2 separate regions of the Mus musculus genome follow, and region 2 is linked to region 1. The links are chromatin loops, found by intact Hi-C in ENCODE. Cell type or tissue: heart. All regions are shown on one strand. Each heading gives the region's core, and the rest is flanking DNA. Links, peaks and the distances in the headings are about the cores only. Region 1 holds the start of Fam3a (family with sequence similarity 3, member A). Region 2 holds the start of Fam50a (family with sequence similarity 50, member A).

Evidence for each region. Peaks named below come from ENCODE experiments on the same cell type or tissue, not always from the same donor. Only the 100,000 strongest peaks of a DNase experiment are listed, where the experiment ranks them.
Region 2: it touches region 1 in a loop (2.1-fold over the local background); 2 of 42 quality-filtered maps call a loop at or near these places.

Annotation. Positions count from the first base shown.
Region 1 is chrX:74,389,554-74,397,884 of GRCm38, reverse strand. It overlaps Fam3a (family with sequence similarity 3, member A), which reads left to right and starts at 4,611. Exons shown (of 9, transcript NM_025473.4): 1 at 4,611-5,210; 2 at 6,781-6,894; 3 at 7,388-7,411. The coding sequence starts at 5,198. It also overlaps a transcript of Ikbkg not described here. In heart, for the core only: a CTCF peak has its summit at 4,554; a DNase peak (open chromatin) is centred at 4,644; H3K4me3 peaks cover 1,488 bases; H3K27ac peaks cover 1,331 bases.
Region 2 is chrX:74,307,963-74,316,293 of GRCm38, reverse strand. Gdi1 (guanosine diphosphate (GDP) dissociation inhibitor 1) reads right to left here. Exons shown (of 11, transcript NM_010273.4): 6 at 8,033-8,164; 7 at 7,119-7,218; 8 at 6,160-6,331; 9 at 5,760-5,904; 10 at 5,602-5,656; 11 at 4,427-5,507. The coding sequence ends at 5,355. Fam50a (family with sequence similarity 50, member A) reads right to left here and starts at 3,261. Exons shown (of 13, transcript NM_138607.3): 1 at 2,969-3,261; 2 at 1,533-1,617; 3 at 1,331-1,430; 4 at 722-867. The coding sequence starts at 3,079. In heart, for the core only: no CTCF peak of the experiment used is centred there; a DNase peak (open chromatin) is centred at 3,323; H3K4me3 peaks cover 1,435 bases; H3K27ac peaks cover 1,522 bases; H3K27me3 peaks cover 420 bases.

The DNA.
Region 1 (8,331 bases), core at 193-8,192:
ACCAAACCAAACAGGTCTGTGACCTTTTTTTTAATCTTATTTTTAATGATGGTTCTTAAACTCTTTAACCTCCCTTTTAGCCCAATACTCACCAGAGGGAAAGAAAGGATATGGGGAAAGTAGACCTGTTTAGAAAGATTCTTTGGAGCAACTCCCGTCTGTGTTGTCTAGAAATCAGCAGTTCAGTTCACGTGTTAGCAGACAGCTCAATCCACTCGCAAACACTTCATGGATACACCAACAGTCCAGAGTAGGGATAGCAAACATGAATCAGCAGCGGTGACACAACCTAGCAGAGACAGCCAGGCCTCAGCCTCTGCACAAGTCAGCAAGAGGGACGGACCCCAGAAGAACACCAAAAGAAGTTCTCGGATGTGCCTCTCTCAGCAAAGCAAAGATCAGTGAGACCAACAAGCATTACATAGCCAGCTCTATAAGCACACCTAGCTCAGCCTCTGTCACTGTCTATTGGGTCCTATTTATACCCTCCAAACATCATGTGTCCTCCAGGGCTTGCCTCAGCACATGCATCTGTCTCAGCTGACATCACTCTGCCAATCAGCCTGAATCTGAAGAAGCGGCAAGAAACTGTAGCACACCACCAGAAATTTCTCTCTATGGAGTCCTGACAAATACAGCTCAACTACACAACATAAGGCAGACCAATACATGTATCATTTGCAAAGAATCCCTCATCATGTGTCCTTTCATGTGCCTGCTTTAGTGAACATCCTCTCTCCTGTGTCTGCTTCAGCTAAACATTCCTTCACGAGTCTCCCTTAGCCTTTCACGTATGTCCACTTCAGCTAAATGTTCCTTCACATATTTGCCCCAGAAAAACACCATCCAACCTTAAGTTTTCACTTCACCAGTCCTCTGAAAGAGCAGTAAGTGATTTTATCCTCTGGGCCATCTCTCCAGCCCTCTGGTTTGGTTTGGTTTGGTTTGGTTTGGTTTGGTTTGGTTTGGTTTGAGACAGGACTTTACTATGGATCTCAGAATGCTGGCATTGGACTTATGTTATTGTATACCCAAGGAGGGCCTCAAATTTGTAGTCATCCTCCTGCCTTAGCCTCCCAAGTACTGGGATTACAGGCATATAAACAACACCTAGTTTTTTCTATCAGCTTAAAAACCTCCCAAACTAGGATGCATTACAGTCTTTTAGGACACTACATAGAACATATTGACTAGGTTCCAAATACAATACTTTTAGGGGTAGGGATGTAGTTCAGTTGATAGAGTGTAGTTCATGAAGCCCTATAGGTCCCATTTCTAGCGATACATAAAACTAAATGTAGTGGCACACTACTGCGATCTCAACATGTATGAGGTGGAGGCAGGAGAATCAGAAGTTCAAAGGGGAGGGGAGGGAGAGAGGTAGGAATGAAGAAGAAAGAAAGTTAGCTACAGGTTTTCAATATTCCTTGAAGAATGCACGTGCGCGCACACACACAATGTTATTCAAGTTGTCTTTTAATGATACAAACATGAAATCTTTAAAAACAAAGATGGGGTTTTAAAAACACCAATACTTAATACGACAGCATTTAGCTAACTTCCCTGCCCTGTTCAATCTGGACAGAGCACAGTGGCTTTCTAAAGCTACATGTAGAATCTCACATATATTTTTGTTTGCCCAACCAAAATATCAACAAAAGTGAAATATTTAGAGGTTTGGTCTGAAGAGATTTCTCATTGATAAGAGTATGTATTGCCTTTTCAGAGGACCCAGGCTCAGTTCCCAGCACCCACATAACAGCTCAGAAACATCTGTAACTCCAGCTCGAGGGAATGCAACACCTTCTTCTGGCCTCCAAAAGCACCAAGTATAGACGTGGTGCACAGACATACACGCAGGCAAAACAGCCATGCACATAAAATAAAACAAATAAAATAAATTTAAAATTTAAAAATTAATAAAATTTATCTGTCAAATGTTGAAAATGTGGACTAGAGCCAGATATGCTGTCATATCCTATAATCCCAGCATTTAAGAAACAGAGACAGGGGGGCTGGAGAGATGGCTCAGCGGTTAAGAGCGCCGACTGCTCTTCCAAAGGTTCTGAGTTCAAATCCCAGCAACCACATGGTGGCTCACAACCATCCGTAATGAGATCTGGTGCCCTGTTCTGGAGTGTCTGAAGACAGCTACAGTGTATACAATAAATAAATAAATAAATAAATAAATAAATAAAAAGAAACAGAGACAGGAGAACATGGAGTTCAAGGTTATCTTTGCATGCACAGTAAGTGTGAGCCTTTTTGTGTTCACTTCACTCTGATTTCATTACATGTATTTAAAGTTAGTGTGCATGTGTGCAGATACAGGTGTCATAGTGAAGAGACACAAGGTAACCCACCCTTGTCTCTGTGCGCTGAGTCTCTCACTCCCTAGTCCCCATGCCAAGTTAAACAGCCAGCACTCCCACCTTGGTGCAGATGTCCCCTACCTTTGAAGGAGGCAGAAAATTAATGCCCTTGAAGTGATAAGGCTCCCATTCTTGAGCTATCAGAAAGAGGCAACCGAGTGTTCCCAGACAGCTATGGCCAGCTTGTAAAAATACACTAGCCTCTGATTACAGAATGAGTTATTTCTCCCCAGGTCAAAAAGATCCTTTTCCAGATGTATCAAACAAACATCAGTTTTGAAGGATAGCATTCCTTTACTGCCTATCATGTAATGCCAAGACTTGAATGCCCCAGCTTATGCATCTCATTCATATATATATATGTGAATATAATTTAACCATTTAATTGTATTTTTTCCAAGACAGGGTTTTTCTATGTAGCCCTGGTTGTCCTAGAACTCACTCTGTAGACCAGGCTAGCCTCAAACTCACAGAGATTCACCTGCCCCTGTCTCCAGAATACTGGGATTAAAGGCATGTGCCACCATCCCTAGCTTTAATTGTCCATTTTAAATGATAAAGGGCTGAGGTTTTGTGTCAGCCATAAGGCATATGTATGTCAAAAGCCATAAATTTAATTTTCAGAACACACACACACAAAGTCCTGGAGAAAATAGACTGAAAGTTTGTCCCATGAGTCATAAAAGACCTGGATCTCCACCTATAATCCCAGAACTAAGTAGGTATAAGCAAGAGGTCCAAGGACATCCTTGGAAACATAGTGAGTTAAAGAATATACGAAATTCCCATCTCAAAAAATATGTAGCAGGACTGGGTGTGTTAGCATACGCCTTTAATTCCATCATTCAGAAGGCATTTAATTCCATCATTCTGTACATTTGAGGCCAGCCTGGTCTACAGATGCCCTTGACCACAAGCATTGGAGAGTGCCTATGAGGAAGTACTCAGTCAATATGGAAACTACTGTATTCTTTTTTTTTTAATATTCATTTTGTTGTTGTTGCTGTTACTATTTTATCTTTACTTAATGTTTTATTTTAAAAATTAATTATTATTTGTGTGTGTGTGTGGAGGAGGAGGAGGAGGAAGAGGAGGAAGAGATCAGAGAGGTGCCAGATCCCCTGAAGCGGTTGTGAGCTGCCTTATGTGAGTGTAAGGAATCCAGCCCGGGTATCCTGCAAGAACAGTATGTGCCCTTAACCACTGAGTCATCTCTCCAGCTTCCTACAATTTTTGAAATTTTATTTTTTTTATATAAGTGGTTTCCCTACATGTACCACATGTGGTACGTGTACCACATGCATGCCTGGCGCCTGAGATGGTCAGAATAAGACATCAGATTCCCTGAGACAGGTTTCATGCAGCTAAGGCTGACCTCAAAGTTGCTAAGTGGCCGAGGATGCTTTAAACCCTTTATCCTCCTCTCCCGTCTCCACTTTCCAAGTGCTGAGATTACAAGTGTAACCAAATTGAAAACGCTATCATCTAACCAAAACAGTGCTTCTGTAAACTTTTCTGTATTTTGGAGCATTATGGAAGTGGGGTGGAGTTCCTGTAAGTAAGACCATTGGGTCAAAGGACAGGAATGCAGCTGCCTGAGACACAGATAGATCCAGCTTAAAAGGACTGGCCCAGCTGCCCTGGCACTGTAGGCGGTCAGGGGAAAAGGCTCAAACATGAGGGTCAGGAGCAATGTTCCAAACATCCCTTCACTGATTGATACATAAAACAGAACGCTCTCACGAAAGAACACTAAGCAGAAAGAAAGCAACCAAAGGCTCAGGTTTACCTCCGCATGTGCTTCTGAACCGTCCATGCTCTTAAAGAACACATATCAACCTTAAGTCATTATCTGTGTCCCCGCATCCATCCTCTTATGAGCCATGAAAGCTCTGATATCAAGTCACAATCGGAGCTTCAGCTCATCAAATATAGAAATAGATCGCTCACCTAAGAGGACGTGTGGAGGAAGTGGGAATGGGGGCTCTGGTGTTTTATGCCCGTAATTCCAACATTTGAGAGCCTGAAGCAGGTGAATCGCTCCAAGTTTGAGAACAGCCTGGGTTACATAGAGTTAAGCAAACATGAACTGTAAAGTGTATAGTACCTCAAAGTCTAGAAGGAGATTTCATCTTGAAGCAGTGACACTGTAGGAAGCTAGGCGGCTCAGCTTTAGCACAAGAGGAGTGCACAGCCACACTCGGCACCTCCCACCCAGCCTCTGGAGGAGAGGGAGGAGGCCGGTCTGGAGGTGGAGCCTCCGTGAGGACCTGCGGACCTACAGCACAGCCTATGGGCCTATGGCGGAGCGACGCCTGTGGGCTGTGGCCTTCTGCGGGCGGCCATTGTCGTGCCTGATAAGCTTTTCTACGTGACTCACTTGCTTCACCTAGCCGGCAGAGCGAGACAACTGGGTAACTCCCTGATCCGGTCTGCTTCTCCCTACACCCAGACAACATCCTTGGCCCGCCCAATCTCTGCCACCAGCCTCGAGCGGATCGACCTGAGCCCCGGGCCTAGCACCGGAGGGATCCGGGTGGAGAAGAATCATTGCTACGCTCCAGTCCTGGAGTCTGTTAGCCAGACTGTGAGGCGCAACGGATTCCTAAGGCTCTCCTGGCCAGGCAGGACTTCTCCCAGCACTCACGAGGAACTGAGCCTGGACTGGTGTTTGGAGGAACAAGTCATAACACCGATCGCTCCCAGCACAGACTTGCCACTGCCCCCACCCCCAAACCTACTCTCTCCTGTTTCATTCCCCCCAGAACCCACAGTTCCCAAACAGTGCACCTGCGGGAGATCTCAACCCAGCTGGAGAAGTGGACATGAGGTTGGCAGGTGGGTGGCTTCCACAGCGAACTGAAGAGAGGCCAGGTGTCCTAGTGCCTGTGTTAGGAGAGGCCTGGGTGGTCACTGGTTTGTTTATTTATTAATGGATGACTGTGCACAAGCACTCATTTTATGAGCAAATTCACCTCTGAGGACTTCAGCTTCCCAAACTATAAGGATTGATTTTATATAGAGAGATAGATATAGATAGATGTTGATAATATATATAATCAATATATATAAGTTAAGGATATATATATATATATATATATATAAAATCTCCAGAGATTGAATGGATGGAGAGGAGTGGATAGTAGAGATAGAGAGATGTAGCCAGAAGAGAACTGACTTAGGTGCCTTTGAGGTTGGGTATGATCTAAGTGGTAGCTCTGCTGTCAGCTGGACTACAAACATGAATGTGCCTTGGAGGGACTGTTTGGGGTGAGAGTAGAATTTGAAAACTGGTAAAGTAGCAGCTTTGTGGATAAGTCCAAATTGGACATTAAGGAACTGGCTGGGAGGATATGAGTTCAAGACAGATCTGGGCTGGAGGTGTAAGGTGTCATTGCTGCATGGTGAAATCTCCCATACAGTATGAAGATGGGAGAAGGCAGCCTGGAAAAGAACACCTTTTGAGGAGAGAGTAATGGAACACAATCTAACCAACAAAGGGAGTCCCAGAGAATGGGGTCAGGAGACAGTACTGTCCTGGAATCTAGTAGTGAAGTGTCAAGAAAGAGCAGTCAGACAATCAGAAATGTGACATCATAAAAGTCATAGGTGGTCTTGTTTGGAAGGTTATTTAGTTGGTGTTATGGGAGCACGACTAGATTGGAAGAATTTTGGGAGAGAGTTGGGGAGTGAGGTAATAGAAATCACAATGTAGATGACTTTTATGTGTATGCTGGGGGATGGAAACCAGGGTCTTATGCATGCTGAGCAAATGCTCTACCACAGAGCTATATCCCAAGCCAGAATATAAATTTTTAAAGAGTTTGGTGGAGAAGAGGAAGATGAAGAATCAAAGAATGAGATTTTTCTTTCAGGAGCTCTGTTTCATCTTTATCTTACTAAGTTAGGACCTGTTGATAATATGAGAGAAAGTGAGATAGAAAGAAGTCTTAGCACAATGTATCTGAGACAGGAGATATCTTGATGGATCCTGAAGCAGGTAGAAGGACTGGTCTTTACAAGGAGTATAGAGCTTCCAACAGAACAAGAGGAAAGGCAAAGCAGATGGGTGAACTGTAAATATTCTGATAATTTCAGAGGCAAGATGCTGAGGTTGGTGCTATGAAACCTTCCCAGAGCATGAGTTCTAAAAGGCACCTCCAAACCTGCTGGGGAGACCCAAACAGAGCAGCCTCAAGGTTTGAACTCACGTTCTTCCGTCTACTAGGAGGAAGTTCAAGCCTCTCTTTTGGGTCTGGTAGATATCGATTGGTCCCCCACCTCCCAATCGTACCATCACTTGTTCCCAAGTAGAAGGGGAGATCTGGTCATGTGAGGTAGTGGGTTATTGCAGATTTTGTTCACTGATGTCTAAGATAGTCCTGCTCTGTGTCTATCCTGCCTGCAGGCCCCCTGCGCATCGTGGCCCTAATCATCATTATGGGTCTCACCTGGATCCTAGTCACCATCCTCCTAGGTGGTCCTGGTGTTGGCCTTCCTCGAATTCAGCAGTTCTTCACCAGTGAGTGTGGGAATCCTCTTGATTCACTATAGAGGCGCCCAATATGGGTTATGGTGGTTGGGTTTCCCATTACCTTCATGGCAGGCTTCCTTTTGCCCTAGGTCTATCTTCTAACACAAATGCATCCTTGTTTCCACGAACCATCCTAGAGAACAACACTCCTAATTGTAACCAATAGAGTGGAAGTTGATAGAGTAAGAGTAAGGAGTGGAAAGGCCTCCATTGATTATTAATCATCTTCGACTTTCCGTTGAGCTCTGAGACACACAAGGGATCTTGCACTTTGTCACTGGTGCCAAGTCACCTAAGCACTATTTACAATTCCAATTCATCCTTTTCCTGAAGCAGGCAGTTTTATATCAGGGCATCATTGAAACTTGAGCGGGGAACATGCCAAGTATAGCCTGACTTGGCCCTGAGTCCCTGAGCCTGGTTGTTCTGCTGGAGGCTCCTGGAGGCCTCCCTGCTAACAGAAAAAACTCTCTACTTACAGGCCCAGAGAACTCAGTGACTGCAGGTAAGCCTCCTGTCCCTTCCCTATTCCCCCCGTACCTGTACTTCAGACTGCCTTTTGTGACACCCCTGCATGCTGTCAGCCAGCCCCACTAGGATCTCCATTCTCTGTCTGGCCTCTCCCAACTAACTATCATAGGCTTCTGGGCTGTAAACCTAATAAATGAGTTAGCCACCATCAGAAGATGAAAGGGGCAGGCATAGGAAAAAAACATTCCCATTCCAAACAAGAGACATTGGGATGAAGCAGGGGCTCATGGTCCTAAGCAAGTCCCAATCATAGCAGGGCAAGTTCTAGATGTCAAGGCCTAAGAAGAAATCTCTATATCATTCTCTAGGCCCACTGAAGTGACTGCATCCTCTGTTCCCTCTTTGGCCTCTTCATTCCTAGCTCTGTATTCAAAATCAACCTACCTACCTCCCACCCTTCCTTCCTTTCTCCCTCCTTTCTCTCTTCCCTCACTTCCTTCTTTCTTTCCTTCCTTTTGTCTTTCATTCCTTTGTTTCTTCCATCCTTGTATTCTCATCTCAGTTCTTCTCATAGGCTGACAATATTTCTGTTGGTATAAATCTCTAGCAAATTTTGCTGGCCTCTCATGCAGTTCCTGAAGGCCTAGGTTATAAGACAAGACAATCCTCCACAGATCCATTCTGTATAATCCTATCTCAAGTCCAGGCTTCTGAGAGGTAGGAGCACACACACAATCATGTGCTTCATTTCCTTAGCAAGTTCTTAGCGAGCCATCATCTCTGTGTTCTCTCTAAAGGATGCTTTTTTAAACGTTTTATAGTGCTGGGAATTAAACCCAGGACCTTACACATACCGAGCAAATACTCTATACAGAGCTATTTTTCTAGCCCATAAAATGTTTCCGGTTTTTTGACAGAGTTTTACTCTATAATACAAACTGACCTTGAACTTAC
Region 2 (8,331 bases), core at 109-8,108, 82 kb after region 1:
CCTAAGGTGGAAGCAGGATAAGACCCTGTCTCAAAATAAATGAAGTAAACAAAACAAAACACAACACTACTTTATACATATACCCCTGAGTACTACTGAATATGTAGCTAGCTAAATAAGGAGTAATGGTATTATTTCAGATACTGTTGGGTTAAATGTAGTGCTAAAATTACTGTGGAAGGGAGCAGTATAGTAATTCCCCCGTGCTTAGGGAAAGCAGCAATTCTGAGTGTCCTGAGCCCATACTGACCCTGTGGCCTGGCAAGGCACAGAACAGATGTGCATACATAGGGTTGTACTTTGGAGGCACAGGATTTCAGCAAGTGTAGATCCAATTCACCAATCACAATTAATCATTGTCCAGTGGCTGCTCGTGGTGAGCAGTCACCATACTTGACAGTGTGTTCACAAACATTCCCATTACTTCAGAAAGTTTTAGCAGGCAAGGCTAGTCCAGATTATATTCTCCCCTTCTTAGTTTATCCTATGTGCTGCAAAGAACAGCTTCTGGATCCTTTTAGACCAGGCACTAGAAGTACTCTGATAACTTCTCACACTAGTGGCTCCTATAAAGGGGCTATTGGCCTAGTTCTGTCTCATGGTGACTGAGGCTAAAATTTAAAAAAAAAAAAAAAAAAAAAAAAAAGAGTGTGCTTCTTCTTTGCTGGCCCAAATGTCAGCACAAATGCCAGAAGAGAGCTCTGGTGGGCTGTACCCTCACCTTCCCTCTCCAGTTCCTCCTCGTACATAGCCATCTCTTCCTCCTCTTCAACTCCCTCCTCCTCTTCCTCCAAGGTGAAGGACAGGCTGGAGATCTTCCGCTTGGCCTCCTTCTTGCGCTCCTTCTCTCGAAGCTTCTCTAGTTTCCTACCAAGGCATGGGTGGCCATCATGCCCCATGTTCCTGCCCTGAGGCCCCTTCCCTGACCCAGAGCCACTGTGTGCCTAGCATGGGGTCCACTCAGCACAGGCTGGATCTCCCCAGCACCCCAGAGGGATTCTATTTGCCCTAGTCACTTCAAGCTCAAGGGCAGGACTCTGTGACACATCAAGCATGGGGCAGAAAGGAATGGGGACAATGCAGGCTGTTCAGGCACCCAGGAAAAAGAAAGGGCTCAGAAAGGACTCACCACCTTTACAGAGGAACAGAAAGAAAGATAAACCTGGAAAGTGAGAACCAGTGTGGAGCTCAATAGATACCACAACTGCTCCCAAAGCAGGAAATGGGTTCTCCCTATGGAATGGGAATGGAACAGCCTGACCCACCCCCAGGAGTTCCCAAGCGCTAAGCTGCACTGTGAGGGGAGAGCTGCTGAGGATGGGGGACCCACAGCTGTAGCTCCTTTGACTGCTCCTTTTTTGCCAGCTGTTTCTCTCGCTCCTTCACCAGTGCCTCCTGTTTGGCCTTCATGTCATTCAGAGTCACAAGACCTGTGAGGCAAGAAGACATGGGAAGAAAGGCTAGTCAGCCAGGGCCAGCAAAAGAGTGACACCTAGGACTAAAAAAAAAGGTGGTACATGTGTCCTGCTCACCCACAGTACTGGACTTGAGCTCTGCTTCCACAGCATCATAGTGTGCAGAGAATTTCTTGTCAATGTTAGATTTCATTATGTTCTCCTGCAGAGGAGGGACATATCAGTGAAGGCCATCTACCACTTCACTATGGAAGTGACAGAGTGGCTGTGGGTTCTAGACCCTAGTTCGAAATTTGTGCCTTAACATGCTATGACATGATCTTAGAAAAGAAAGACACCCTCCCTTCCTTTTCTGTCTGGAAGGGTCCACGAAATTGGGAAGGCTAAAGGAACCAAAGGAGGTCCTTCTCTTGGCATCCCTGAACTGCTCTGGCCCCCTCTTCAGGTCTCCTGCTGGGGCCCAGCACCCACTCAGTAATCTGTAGCCACCACCACTCACCTTCAGCCTTTAAGCTGAAGCTCCTGAGACCCAAGCCACGGGATTTCAGGAAGAGATAAATGGAAAAAAAAAAGAGGGATCAAAATGTCCAGACCCTGGAATTCTCCTTTTTGGCCCAGGATGCTGTCAGCAGCTCTCTGGAAGGCCACTGTTCTTCAGCCTGACCCCATATTAATAAGTGCCCTGTAGGTACTCTGAAGGGACCTCCAAATGAGTAGCCAGTAGAGGCAAACTTCCAGCTGCCAATGAGGCAATGAGGCCGGAACTGTAGGACTAGGTGTCTATACAAGCATAGTTGAGGGTGGACAATACTTCCATCTGGCCGGGCATGGTGGCACATGCCTTTAATCCCAGCACTTGGGAGGCAGAGGCAGGTGGATTTCTGAGTTGGAGGCCAGCCTGGTCTACAGAGTGAGTTCCAGGACAGCCAGGGCTACACAGAGAAACCCTGTCTCAAAAAACCAAAACAACAACAACAACAAAAAACAAAACAAAACAAAAAAACTTCCAACTGAAGACTGGTTTGGGCGTTTGTCTTCTCACTTCCCCAGATAGGGCCTGCTCTCACCTGGAGAGCTAAGGCCCCCTGCTCCTCTCAGGAGTCTTGCCCAAAGGATCAAGCTGTGGTCAGCTTGGTATCGCGCTTCTGAATGCAGCGACCACTCACTAAACAAACCCTGGGAGAAACTCTAGTACTCTGTAATGAGTGAGACTCAGTGGCATACCCCTGTGCCTCTCCACAGGAAGTGGGGTCTTCCCAATAAGCATTGGAAGGCTGGGAGCTCTGTACTCAGGAGGAGTGCCAAGGAGTCTCACCCAACATCAGTGTGCTCCCCATCTCTGACATGGACCAACACTGAGCCCATTTTATAGATTAGACTGTCTCGGCTGACTTCTGTTACTAGAGATGCACAGCAAGTCTCGCCACCAACGCGGGGCCCGCCCTCCGGGCACTCATAGCCCACTGTTGAGGTCTCCCAGAGACGAGTGGCAGGAGACCGCCAGGGGGTCCGCGCGGAGCGCAAGCTCTGAGGTGCCCCGGCCTGGCCCACACCTCTGCAATCCTCTGCTTCATCTGCTCCATTTGCTCACGCTGCTTCTCCCTCTTCTTCATTAGGTGCATGGCGCGTCCCGCCTCGCTTGCAGCGCCCTTGTACTGGGCCATGGTGGCAGCAGCGGTTTCAGCGAAGGCAGTGGCGGTTTCAGCGGAGGCAGCGGCAGCGGCAGCGGCAGCGGCAGCGGCAGCGGCGGCGTTGGCAGCGACGACAGCGGCAACAGTGACTTTTGCTTGGAGAAGTCGTGGAGGCGACGGCGACGGCAGTGGCGGCGGCAATTTAGTCAGCTGATGCGTGACGTCAGCCACCAGGGAACGTGCGGACGCAGGCCCTGCCCTACGCCCGCGGCTCTGACACGTGATCGCACCTCGCCCCGCCTCACAGGAGGCCGGACGAGTTCATCCCATACCCAATGCGAAATCACCAGTTCTTTCTGCTGGTTCCTTGTGACATGGAGCTGGGTCCTCTAGCTTCCTGTACACCCTCAAAGTTAAATGCTATCTTAAGCTGGCCCTCCATTCCTCCTAACTTCTTTCTGTTAGTCCCAAGGCTGAGCGCGCTGCTCCCAACTTGGATGATGGAACTGAGAGCCATGTCTCAGTCAGGTGTACCCCTTCCCACGGAGGCTGTTTTTCCTCCTGCTTGGTCACACACTGACACATTTGGTTGCTTGGATTTTTTTGTTGTTGTTTTTTCCGAGACAGGGTTTCTCTGTGTAGCTGACTGTCCTGGAACTCACTCTGTAGACCAGGCTGGCCTCAAACTCAGAAATTGGCCTGTTCTCTGCCTCCCAAGTGCTGGCATTAAAGGTGTGTGCCACCCCTGCCCAGCTGAATTTTTTTAGCTATCATCCAAGGCTAGGTCCAGGTCCCTTTGCTCCCCCAGGACTGAGACTCCTGATACCTCTCCTTTAAAAATTTGTGTGAGGCAGAGGAGATGGCTCAGGCAATGGTGAGTACCCAGAATCGATCCCCAGCATTCAAATAGCTCACAACTGACTGTAACTCCAATTCCTGGAGATACTGGCTTCTGCAGGCAGCAGATATGCAAGTTGTGCACACCCACCTAGGCAAAATAGCCATACACATAAAAATTTAAATGTGTTTGTTTACATGTTGTGCACAAGCCACTGAACATGTGCAGAGGTCATATTGTGGAATCAGTTTTCTCCTTCCACCTTTACATGGGCTCCAAAGATCAAACTCAGGGTCACATAGAAAATATCTTTATGCATTGAACCATCTCACCTGTGCTATTCTGCTTCGGAGAGGTCAGTATAGCCTTGAACCCAAAACCTCCACACTGACTTCTGATTTGGAAACCACTAGTAAATGATGACCCGTCCAACACCAGATGACCTACTTCACCTGCCTTGATCCTTGCGGATACAGTTCTAGTCCAGAAGCTAAATTGCCCCAGTCCTGCAAAACAGCCTTAAAGCAGAGAACCTAAAGAGCCAGGCTTAAGTTTCAATAGTTTTATTGGGAGGTTTTTGTTTTCTGTGAAATATACTAGAGCTTGGGGAAGGGGACACATTCACTTTGCAAGGTAAGGGTTTCCCACCACTAAAGGAAAAGGCATGGGGCAGGGTACACTGGGGTTTGGATCCACTTTCCTACCTCCTTCTGCTTTGCTCACATTACTTTTTCTCAGTGAACACAACACAAAAGAAATTCAAAACAGATCAACCTCCAGAGGGGGTCACACCTAAATCTTCTCCCATCCCAGGCTTTGCCAGCACTGGGAGAGGCCAGGGCAGCTCACTCTACAGCCCTAGGCTGCACAGAAAGGCTGAGGGCTCAGACAATTACTCCAAAGTTAATAAATTAGAATAAATTATAAGGAGGAGGAGGAGGAGGAGGAATGCAATTTTGTGCTGGGAGGGTCCCTTCTCTCCAACACCTAAGAGTTGGGGGAGGAGATGGGTATCTCCAAAGGCCACTACATTTGGGACTAAGAGCAGTGGGGGTGGGGGTCAGCTTTTCCTCCACTCCTTCCCAAACAGCAAAATTGGGGGTGCACGATGCACACACACATGCACACACATGTACACACGCACACACACGTACGTACACACACGTACACACACGCACGCGCGCGCGCACACACACACACACACACACACACACACACACAAAGTTCTCTTTCCCTAGAACAAGGACAGACCAAGAAAGAGGATACTATCCAACTCCCATCTCCCAAACCATCCCTAAGGTTAAGGATATGGTCAGTGAATAAAATCAATAAGGTGGGTGATTGGAATGTGGTAGGGGAAGCAGAAGATGCTGGAAACAAGGATGCCTAGCCATACCATCTCCCCTGCCCTAGAGAAGGACATACAAGTTGGGGAGAGGGGAACAGGGGCTGGAGGAGGGGAGTCAGCAATCACTGATCAGCTTCTCCAAAGACATCATTCTGTTTGCGCTTCATGTTCTCAAAATCAAAGGCAGAACCAGCCATGCGTTTGTAGATATCTTTGATGTCATTGCAGGTTGTCTCAAAGTGTGTGGTAGCATCATAGGAGCAGGAACAGAACACCTGTAAATAGACAGAACCCCAGGGCTCACGGAAGTCAGGCAGAGGATCTTGGATAGACTGCAAGAACCAAGGCTGACTGGGACAGCATTTTTACCTGACTCTCTGAACCATCATCAATGGGCTCATATAAATCACTGATAGCCACAAACCTAAGGGGCAAATAAAAGAAAAGAAAGAAGAGAAAAGTCTCATAATGGGCCTTGCCCATTCCTAATCCCCAACCTCCCCATAAAGTTTGGTTCAGCCTCTCACTTCTGGTCAATGGGTTCCAACAGCTCCAATGCAGGCTCAACTTCCTTTTCTGGTTCTGCAGTCTCTACAGTGGTGCTGGCAATGGCGATGTATTTGCCCTGTGCGGCCACGTTGTGCGCATAGGAGATCATGCACACATAGATGTCTGACCATGGGAAGCCAATTGGTTAACATGTACCAGAGGAAAATGGCCACACACAAAAAGTAGTTCCTAGAGGCTAGACAGGAATCTGGCCCACATGCTCCTGCTCCCAACCCAACATGTAAACAGCATTCAAACTGTCATTTTCATGAACAAGGTAAGAGCTCAAGCCATCCAAGCCGCAGGGATTCTGTAACAAAATGTCACAAGAAGCCCTAAGATTTCTTGTGAGAAGAGATGCATAACAGCCTGGCCTACCTGACTTCCTGTTGACCTGGTTCTGAGGGATGATAATTTGGCAGGAATTGGCATCATTGGTATTCTTGATGGGGTGGCTGAGGATACAGATGATGCGAATAACCTGGCCAGCCTTTTGCACACGGTCTGGGATGTAACTGGGATCACAGATCAGCTGCTTGCAGCGGGCCACCTGTGAAGGTACCAGAAGGGTTTGTACCTGTTGGAAAGGCAAGCCAGGCAGCTCTGAGCTGTCATCACTGTCCCTTTCTTTGAAGCTCAGAGAGATCAGCCCTCATATACAGGGCTAGGTGACCCTACTGCTAAAACACAATGATCACAAAAATGGGCTTTTTTTTTTCTGCTGCTGGAGTTTTTATTTGAGACTGTTTGACCCAAACTAATCTCAACCTCAGGATCTTCTTCACTAGCAGCCTCAATTCTCATGCCCCACCACAGCAGGCTGAAGGATGGTTGGGGGGAGGCATGTTATCTCAGTTGGTAGAGTGCTTGCCTGTTATGCATAAAGCCCCAGGTTAGATTCCCGCAATGCATAAAGCAGGTCTCTTGACACACACCTGTAATCCAGCATCAAGAAGGTGGAAGCACAAGGATTAAAAGTTCATCCTCAGCTACATTCAACATCTGACGCCAGCCCGGGGTACAGGGCACCCTTTCCAAAAGAATACTTTCAGGAATACAAAATATGTGACTTCTGAAGGATACTTCTTGATTGATTTATATTCATCTGCCTTGGCTCCCAAGTACTGGAAAACAGCTGTGTGCCATTACACCTGGCATTTTGAAGGGTATTTCTTGCCAACAGGAATAACTATGTAGAGTTTCCCTGACCACCCAGTCCCTAGCTGTAAGCTTCTCAGGGTTAAGCAGCAGCAAACTCACCAGTAATAAGGCTCCCTAAGAACATAGCCCTGAAAAAGACCAAACCACGGTAATACAAATGTATATGGCAGGCTTACCTCTCCCTCAGATTTGACACCCACCACCTTGCCATTTTCCATGATGATGTCATCCACTGGTTTGTTCAGCATGTATGTTCCCCCATAGATGGCACTCAATCTATAGTAAGGAAAATGACAAGGGAGTCTTCTCAGGAGAATGGTGACCGATCCTACTCTACTCTCCCCACCCCACCAGTGGGGTAAAGAAACTACACAGGTAGACAGAGTTCAATTCCAACTGTTTCAGGTGTCTCCCCCATAAATTTGGGCCCATTTTTGGCATATTCCTTCTTCTCTGCTGTTTCCATCCATAATACTCTGTTCTGCAAATGGGTCAATGGAAGGCAGCATGAAGGAGTAGCTCCACACAGAAATGGCCCAGGAGTCAAGAATAAAGAACTGTCAGTAAAAGAGCCAGCTCCCAGGGAAGCCCAGACTCAAGGTTCTGGGGTCCTAGACTTAGACCTGGTACTACCAAGAGCTAAGGGAAGCTATGTTCATGGTGACCTAGTCCTTTACTTTGTATTTCATCTATTTTTTAAATAAATTTTTATATTTATTTATTCATATGTGTGTTTTATTTACATGTATGTCTGTACACCACATGTATGCCTGATGCTTGTGGAGGCCAGATGAAGGTTTTGGATTCCCTAAAACTGGAGTTATGGGTGGTTGTGAACTACCATGTATGTTCACATTGGAACTGAACCTGGATCCTCGGTATAAACAAGTGCTCTTATCTGCTGAGCCATTTCTCCAGCCTCTACTCTGCTTTTTAATGCACTAGCGCAGTGCCCCCATTACCCAGGGATGGAATAATATACATGAAAATTAGATGGGAAAGTAGGAGATGCCTCAAAAATATTCAAGGTAATTTTCATTCTTGGCCTTAGTCTTACTAGTAATACTATCCGAAAAAGACAGATCCTCACCTGGCAAAGCCCTGGGGCAGCTCACCCAGGCCATACAGTGGGTATAAATAGGGGCTCTTGCCATACCGGGCCAGGGACTCGCTGTACAACTTGATGCGGTTAATAGTCTCAAGACAGGGCTGATCCAGGTAGCTGGGGAACAAGAGCCAAGGAAGATGCTTTGGCAGCGGCATCCTTGCTCACCTACAAAGACACCAGCCAACCTTCCCACCACCCTTTGTGACCTGGCAAAGATGTGGGTCAAATGGAGAGGGACTGAAATGGAACAGGTGAGTCTGGAGCTGAGCACAAGAGACATG